2 separate regions of the Homo sapiens genome follow, and region 2 is linked to region 1. A link is an interaction called in ENCODE POLR2A ChIA-PET data of the cell type or tissue named here. Cell type or tissue: OCI-LY7. All regions are shown on one strand. Links, peaks and the distances in the headings refer to the core of each region. The heading gives the core; the rest is flanking DNA. Region 1 overlaps TMEM255A (transmembrane protein 255A). Region 2 has its middle 46 kb from the start of RHOXF2.

Region 1 (4,397 bases), core at 309-4,308:
ATAGTATCAATATAGCAGCTGAGGAGAGGGTGCAAGAATGAAAGGCTTGTCTCACTATCCAGGGGACCAACTCCATCTTGTGGGTTGCTTGGGAAACACATTTAGAGGCCTCTTTTTCCTGCATCTAAGGTAAGAGGAGGTGTACCGGGAAGCAGCAATCACCCTCCCCTGTCTCTTTCAGCTTCAGGCAACAAATGAAGCTCTTGGGTTTTTAGGCCTTCAGAGTAGAAAGCTCATCTGAACCCTCCTGAAATAAAATGCCTTGAATATTTGAGGACAGTAAAATTCTTAATCCAGTTTGTCTTTGTTTGTTGGTGTTCGGTTTTTGTTTCTGTTTTGTTTTGTTTTGTTTTTTTGAGACAGGACCTCGATCTGTCACCCAGGCTGGAGTGAAGTGGCGCGATCTCAGCTCACTGCAACTTCCATCTCCTAGGCTCAAGCGATCCTTCCACCTTAGCCTCCCACGTAACTGGGACTACAGGCTCATGCCACAGGGCCAGGCTAATTTTTTTTTTTTTTTTTTTTTGTAGAGATGGGGCTTTGTCATGTTGTCTAGGCTGGTCTCAAACTCCTGGGCTCAAGTGATCCGCCTGCTTCAGCCTCTCAAAATGCTGGGATTACAAGTGTGAGCCACCGCACCTGGCCGTTTTTAGTTTTTAAATTTTATTTATTTATTTATTTGAGACAGTCTTGCTTTGTGGCCCAGGCTGGAGCCCAGTGGGGTGAGTGATCATGGTTCACTGCAGCCTTAACCTCCTGAGCTCAAGAGATCCTCTTACCTCATCCTGTCGAGTAGCTGGGACCAGAGGCGTGCACCACCATACTTGGCTAATTTTTTATATATATACTTTTTGTAGAGATGGCGTCTCACCACGTTGCCCAGGCTGGACTTGAACTCCTGGCCTCAAGCTATCCTCCCACCTCAGCCTCCCTAAGTGCTGTGATTACAAGCATGTGCCACCGTGCCCAGCCTGGTTTTAGTTTTTTTAAAACTTTACAGTTCAGACTGTACAGACTAGCACATCTTTACAGAGGCATGTGTGCGTATGTCTCTTAGAACGATGATACCACATGCTAGCTCAGGTAGAGTAGCTAACATGCCATGATAATGCACCTCACTGTACAAAGATATCTCATTTGGCAAAATAAAGATGCTCCCAAAAAGCTTCACGTGACTTAGAATTATGCAAATTGAGTTATATTTTAAGTACCTGAGATCACAATATTTAAATGATTTGTATGGTAAGTCTTCTTTTAATCTAATAACTTCTCCCTAATTTGTCTGTTTTGAAAATTTAAATTCTCATGGATTGTTAACACATTTAATCAGAGTCTAAAACAGCAGAGTTCTAAATAAGCTGAAACTTTTTCACAGTTCTATACATTAGTAATTTATATTTAAAGTGACCACTTTGACAGTGCAGAATCTCCAGATGACACATTATGATCCTTCTGGTTTTATTGCTAAGCATATTTTACTGTGTGTTAATTCTCCAGGTGGTTGCTAGTCCACCTGAATTAGACTCCCCCCACCCCCCACGGATTCTTTCCCCTCAGGTGGATTCAACATTTATTACTTTTTCAATCAAAGGTTAGTTTATGAAAAGAAAATTCAGATTGCCAGGGCCCATGCAGACCAACTGAATCAGAATCTCTTGGGCTAGGGAGTAGAGATCTGCATTTTTTGCAGGTTCACAAGGTCATTCTTATTCACATCAGAGTGGGGAAACCACTGGTTTGGAGTTTCTATAGTAACTCCCTAATAACCAAGCTATTCAGTTAATGAAAGTACCCCATTCCCAGACAAATCTGGATTCTCAGGCGTTTACTGTTTCTGAGGTATGAGTCGTAATTGTATTTGTTACAACGTGATCTGACCTATAAACTCAAATGGATTTTTCTGCTATTCAATCTGCTGTCTTTTCCCCTTTATTTTATGTAATTAAAATGCATTTTAAAGAAGCAATCTCCAGGAACTATGAGAGCACATTTTTAAAGGTTAAATCATGGGGGCACAGTGTCCGTTAGGGATGGCTTTCCTATTAACACTTCCATATTAGCTCTTAGTGAACCACTCACACGCAAACACACGCCCCCACTGCTTCAACTTCTAGTGCTAGCTGAACATCAGGTACTTGAATAACAGCAATCAGGCACCCTCCTTCCTTTGTTAACGTATTCCAACCTAGCCACCCACAGTAAGATATTCCACAGAGAAGGTTCACAGCCACTGTTTATGAATAGGAGTTCATACTCTTAAATAACATGGAAAATACCTTCCCCTCACCCACAGAGACTCTAAATCTTGGCTTCAGCATTTGCTCATCAGTCAGAAATATTTTACTAATGCAGCTACCTGAAATACACAAAGTCAAGCAGACCCTATAAATTGCTTTTCCAAGCCACCGAAATGCTATCTTACCCCCTCTGTTCCTCCCTGCACACCCACCCCCCGACCCCCCACCGGCTTTGCTTGTGTTTAAAAATAAAACCCAATTCTGCTGACGACTGGTTTTCTTGCCTCACCACAGGAAGTGCACTGGGTGAGTTCTCACATCACATGTTTAACACAGGGCACCAAACAGTGTCTGTGGGTCACCTGCCCTCAGCTGGGAGGAGCCCTGCCTGCCCTGGAGCTGTGGAGGCACTTCCCCCAGCAGCCTTCAGCTCCAGGAAGGCATAGCCTGCAGCCCACTTTAGGTCCCAGCTTCTCAAGAGCTATTGAGGAGGCTGACTGTGGAATGAAATCAGTGACCTAGGCAACAGGCTCCAGGCTTGGTCACTTATAGCTCTGGCTTGTCCAAGGCATCATCTTTAATCTCCCCTCTCGCTTTGCTTCTCTCTCCAATCCCCACCTCTCTCTCTCTCTCTCATTTCATTTCAAAGAGAAATGAAACAAAACAACAACAAAAAATACATCTGACCTCTTTGCTGTACTAAAATATTTCTTAACTGAATTGTCCTAAAGGTCCTTCTGCTCTCTAACAATTGAGGAGCCATTTAATTGGTGTTTAAAATATGATCTCACCTCTAGAGTTAGGTTTTTGGGTTCAACAGCAGTGTACGTAGACTCAAATTAGGTTTTGGTTTTTCTAATGCAACTAGTTTAGCAGTCTCCAAAGGGAACTGCATGCACCCTAGGGTAGATAAAACAATCCACTGGAATACGGCTGTTTCCTATTTATTGTTTATCTAAAATAATAAGAAACCAAACATTACTAATATTTAATAAACAGACTGTCACTGGCACCCTCTGTCCGTGTGAATGTCAGGTGATCAGGTGAACTATCCTTCTGGAGGAGGGCAAGTTCCAAGCAACAAACGGTTGATGGTGGGGCATTTTATGTGTGCCTGGATTGTATTATCCAATTTTAACGAAACTAGTCTCAACAAAATGGATAAGAGGCTTGAAAAGATTCCTCTTGAGAAACCAGAAGTTGAAGATGACCCTAATAATGTAAGCAAACGTAAGCAACAAGAAAATGGCAGAGTTTAATACTTCTAACTCCCAGGGTAGATTTTTGGCAGCCAAATTGTGATATTGACATTTAAAAACATGACTCCAATGACAGTCTAATCATATGGGATAAGAAGGCAGCCAAAAATATTCACAATTATCTAGTGGGCCATTTGAAATAAGGATTTAAAGCCACTGTCTTTAATGACAAGCTTCACACTAAGTGCATATTATCTGGTGACATTTTAGTTTGTGTTCACATGAAGATATTAAAAGTTATTGTATACTTATTTTTATCTAATTTTTGAATGTTCATTTTTATATAAGTTTTATGAACATGTATATATATAATTTATAAGTGAATAAATATACATATTTTAGGAACATATCTTCCACAGCTTTTTCTGATAGGAGTGCAGGATCACTTTGGAGATCAGTGCTGTTGGTCAGAGTGTCAAGCTGCCAGGATCCTCAGATTTCAGGTGAGATCAGATGACCTCTATTATATATGGGAATGCAGATGCCCGGAGAGAAAGGACCTTAGCCTAAGGTTAACACTGCTGGTAACATCTCCTAAACCAGAAACCTGAGGTATTAAAGAGTGAGATGACTTGCTCAGGATCACACTGTTAGATAGGGATGGTGCTGGATTCTTCTGATTCTCAGTCCAGTGCTCTTCTTAGCGGGCCCAGAGTTGCCTCTCCACATAAATATACAGAGATACAAAGGAGGAAATCTGAGCAAACACTAGACACTCAAACAGAATTGAAAACTATCAGAGCAGAGCCAGAATTTCTGTAGACAGCAAGCTACTGCGACCTACCTGTGCCTTCTATACTTACAATAACTCCGGGGTAATAACCTCCTACAGTCACATTCTGGGTCCTGGTGGTTGCAGCAAGGCCCACTGTGAGAATTAACACGGACACAATAAGCAAAG
Region 2 (4,397 bases), core at 73-4,072, 98 kb before region 1:
TTTTCCTCTGTGGAAGATGCTGGTTTCTCTGAAAAGGTCTGATCGTTTTCTTCATTCTCTACTTTAAGAAGTTTCACCACATTATAACAGGAACTAAATGAAGATCTTGCTTTCCTTAATCTTTCTCTAAGTGTTGCACTCATAGGTTGTGTTCGTGAACTATTTGTATAGGGAGATGATGGATTCACAGAGGTCTGAGGAGTGCTAGGTAAAACCACAGCTGAGTCTGATGGACTTTCCATCTTGAAAATGAAATCTTGGTTTTCCTTCAACTCCACAGCAGACTCCCGAGGAAGTCCAGGTCTCAGGCATCCCCCTTCCCCTCAGCAGGGTACCTCCCTCCGCCATCCCCAGAGAGAGCAAAAAGCCAACTTTCCCTTCTTAAAGGACTCACGGGAAGGGAATAATGGAAATAATAACTTCACATGCTGAAGAAAACAGATAAAGTGTGAAGAAACCATTTATCAACATTTAAACCTCCACACATTATTTGTTCTTTTTTTAAAAGAACTTTACTAAGAATCAGATTCATTAAGTCAAAGGATGTTAGAACACAAAGGAACCTGCAAAATTAAATCGCGTTCTTATTATATAAAACAGGAGACCCAGAGAGGGTAAGTGACTTGTCCAAAGTCACAGAGCACTTGAATGCAGTCAGGGCTGATTTCCAGTCTGCAACTCAAAAGAGAAGCAGTGTTTCTCAGTGAAAGAACAGTGGTGTGAGTTTTAAAGATTTTATTCTATTCTTTATTACATGATTATTATAGGAAAAATTGGGACACATTTTAAATTACCTAGAATCCTACCACTTCACAATGATCATTGTTAGTATTTTTGCTGTATAATTTTCCAGACTTTTTAATGTATATGAATACTGGTAAATGTGTTTACTAAAATTGGATCACACTGTCTGTACATCTCTGTCATATAACTCCTAACAGATGCAAAACTAGTCCACTGAATAGATTAACTTCATCAGTTTAACCAGTCCCTTACTGATAGATAGATAGATAAGCTTTTTCGAATGTTAAACCCTTATAAAAGATGCTGCACTAACCATTCCTGTTCAGACATCTTTTGCTGAAGTGATTTCTACCTACTGATCAGTGTGAATTTTGTAGGGATGCAATGATGTAGACTAGGTTTGAACTCTGGCTCTAGAACTTACTGTGTGTCTTTACACAAATCACAACTTTTCTGCACTCTAGTTTCTTCATCTTCAAGTGGGAATAATCATACTGATAGCCTAGAGGTGTTAAAAGGATTAAATGAAATAATACATGTAAAATAGTTGGTTAATACCTAGCATGTAGCAAATCCTAAATAATATTAGTTATTATTATTACCACAATGCTGAAGAAAACTGGCTCTTCAAAATAATGCCCATGATTTTCTGTTACTCTTTAAAAGAGACTAGCCAGAATTTTACAAAGAAGGTTTTAGATGCAAAACTTCAGTAGCTAAATTAATATTTCCTTTTTTCTAACTTAATCTATCGAGAAGAAAAGTAATAAATTTAAATCATGTGTGGTCTGTTGAGCTAGTTACTATGTTCTATCTATATAACTTAATGCCAGTCAAAATTTAAAAGGCATAGCTTTTCATCAAACATTCTTGTCTTAGTCTGTTTTCTGTTGCCTATAATAGAATATCTAAAACTGCATAATTTATAAAGAAAAGGAATTTATTTCATATGGTTATGGAGGCTAAAAAGCCCAAGGTCAAGGGACTGCATCTGGTGAGGACCCTCTAGCTGGTGGGGATTCTCTGCAAACTTCCTAGACAGCACAGAGCATCACAGGGTGAGGGGGCTGAGCATCCTAGCTTGGGTCTCTCTTCCTCTTCTTATGAAGCCACCAGTCCCACTCCCATGATAACCCATTAATCTATTGACCCATTAATCCATGATGGATTAGTCGATTCATGAGGGCAGAGCCTTTATGACCCATCACCTCTTAAAAGCCCCAAGACCCCACCTCTCAATACCGCCACATTGGAGATTAAATTTCAACATGAGTTTTGGAGGGGGCAAATATTCAAACCATACTCATTTGTAAGTAAAAAATCAACTGTTTTGTGATAAAGTTGCTCACCTTTCTTTCCCCTTTGGAAAATGCTCAAAGCATGGCTTACCCCATAAAATCAGCAGAATATCTTTACAGTCATCTATCCAGCCTCCCGGTGCCTTCAAGCTATTCTCCACTGCTTTTCTGTTTTATCCATGGGCCCCCAGCTATTTCATATTCCTCAGAGGGGTGGGAAAGAGCACAGAAGCTGAAGTTTTCACCTCTGAGACTTTGCTTTTAAACTGAAAAGATATCCATTGTCACACTGGGATTCATTTCTATCTGAAGCTTTGGAAACACATCACGACTTTTACCAAAGCCTATACAGTGAATCTAATTTATGTGTCACCTTTATTTCACCAATAGTTGCTTTAAAAATAAGGGAACACTCACCCCCTTTGAAAAGCTGGGTGGAAGGTTCAGTGTTGTATGGCTTATCTCGGAAGTCAGGGGTCAGTGACCAAAATTCACGGTGACCAGAAGCATTCCAAAATGCTGCCAGTAACTCCATGCTTACTGTTTCTTCCTCTTCTGCTCTACTGAACATTGTGGACATAGACACTCAGGATTGTTGGGGTGGATGATACTGGTTAAATGAGTCCTTCTTGGACACAGCTTTGGTTGAATGTGAGCACCAAACACTGAGAAGTCCTTGTCTATAACTGATGTGCAGAATGACCCATACGTTTTTTGGTTTGGGATTCTTTTTTTTTTTCTCTACTGTGTGTTATCCTTTTCTCTAATAGTGGCCAGTCACATTCTACCAGTCTGTATTTGTCTCACGGTTGTTGAAGTGGCTTTGCCAACTTAGCTAAGCTAGAAACATAGTTTCCTGGAATTGCCTTCCCAATGTGGTTCTGAGTTAGAGTGGACCAGGAGAAAAATTTGGGCAGGGCTTGGGAAGTGGGAGTGAAGCAATAGATACTATATTCTGAAGTTTGGTAGGACAGGCACTATTACCACTGCCATACACTGGCACTGATCAACTGGCACACCTCGTTGGTGTGGGGCAGCAACAGGACCTGCAGCAACTCCAACTCTGACAAGATCTCCTTCTTCAACTTCTCCAAGTCCTAAGTCAGGTTTGTGTGCACTTCCACGACTATGGATGCCAGCTCTTTCTTTAGGTTGGAGGCAATAAGAGACAGATGCAGGTTCCAGTAAGTCTTCATGGGATTTAGTTTGTCCTAGGGATTCAAGTTAATCCTTGCAGGTTCCAGTTTGTCCTTGCTTTCCCCCACACCACATACACCTCTTCTTCCCAACTGTGGGCCCTGAATATCTACAGTGACCTCAGGCTGCTATAAGTGCAGAGACAATAGCCTTCTATAGACTTCTTCCTCTGTGTAAGGTACATGGATGTTCCTTGGTCAAGGAATAGGCCAAGGTGGATATCCAGGCCTGCATGACTCAGTGAGTTTGGCATGCAGGCACACACCTCCACTTGTTATATAACCTGTTTGTGTAAGTTTATACTTCGCTCTAAGCCACTATTGTCTGTAAAAGGTATAACTGCCCTGCTAACGTTCTACAGGGGCTCTTGGGACTCTGGTTAGCTCCACATGGCTTAACATGGTGGGCACGCTGGTGCCCAGAGAAAGAAAGAGAGAGAGCCAAAGCTGTCCGTCTTGCAGATGGACAGGAGGGAGCCAGCACACAGCTTGGCTTGCTCATGCCCAGAGAGAAAAAGAGTTAAGCCGCTGACCCTGAAGGCAAGGAAGAGCCAGATGCACAGCTGTTTGTGGGAGCCACTGGCTCAAGCAGCTGCGACAGGGCAAACAGTGTGAGAGAGCTAGTGTGAGAAAGCTGTTAATAAAAGCTGCTGCTGAATAAAACCACATTCACCTGCCTTCAGCCCCGAGTGTTCTTTCTGCTCATCCACCAACTCCCTCTGGACTTCAGCATGGGCTGGACCCGGACCCCGGGACCTGACAACTGGTGATGAGAATGGGATGAGGTGAGTTGGCCCCAGTCCCTGAGGGCTCCCAGGTTGGCTTTGTGGCCACAGCATGGGCTGTGATACCCGGTGGCAGCTGTGCTGCGAAGATGGGCTCCAGTGGAAACATGGGAGGCAGTGGGTGGGTCTCCTGTGAGTATGGAGAAGGCACTGAAGCACCTGGAAGTGCACAGCACTGAGAAGAAGCATGCCTTTGCTGGCAGAGTCAGATGAGCGTTTGTAACTGTGCTGTGGGAAGTTCATGCCCAGTCCTTGTGGAACTCAGTGCAGTGAGGAGGAAGAACCTCCATGGCAGGCTTGCCCAGTGATCCACCACAAAATAGATCATGAGCAGCTACTGGGCCCCACGAGTAGGCCCAGAGACCCCCTGCTGT

What was found. Peaks named below come from ENCODE experiments on the same cell type or tissue, not always from the same donor. Only the 100,000 strongest peaks of a DNase experiment are listed, where the experiment ranks them.
Region 2: POLR2A ChIA-PET joins it to region 1 with 7 read pairs; 4 of 35 experiments call an interaction of 5 or more read pairs at or near these places.

Annotation. Positions count from the first base shown.
Region 1 is chrX:120,300,050-120,304,446 of GRCh38, forward strand. It overlaps TMEM255A (transmembrane protein 255A), which reads right to left. Exons shown (of 9, transcript NM_001104544.3): 2 at 4,300-4,397. Among named protein-coding and RNA genes, the nearest start is that of TMEM255A, 9.2 kb to the right of the region's middle. In OCI-LY7, for the core only: no CTCF peak of the experiment used is centred there; a DNase peak (open chromatin) is centred at 2,582; H3K4me3 peaks cover 1,915 bases; H3K27ac peaks cover 2,163 bases.
Region 2 is chrX:120,202,507-120,206,903 of GRCh38, forward strand. It overlaps the pseudogene SFR1P1. Among named protein-coding and RNA genes, the nearest start is that of RHOXF2, 46 kb to the left of the region's middle. In OCI-LY7, for the core only: no CTCF peak of the experiment used is centred there; no DNase peak of the experiment used is centred there.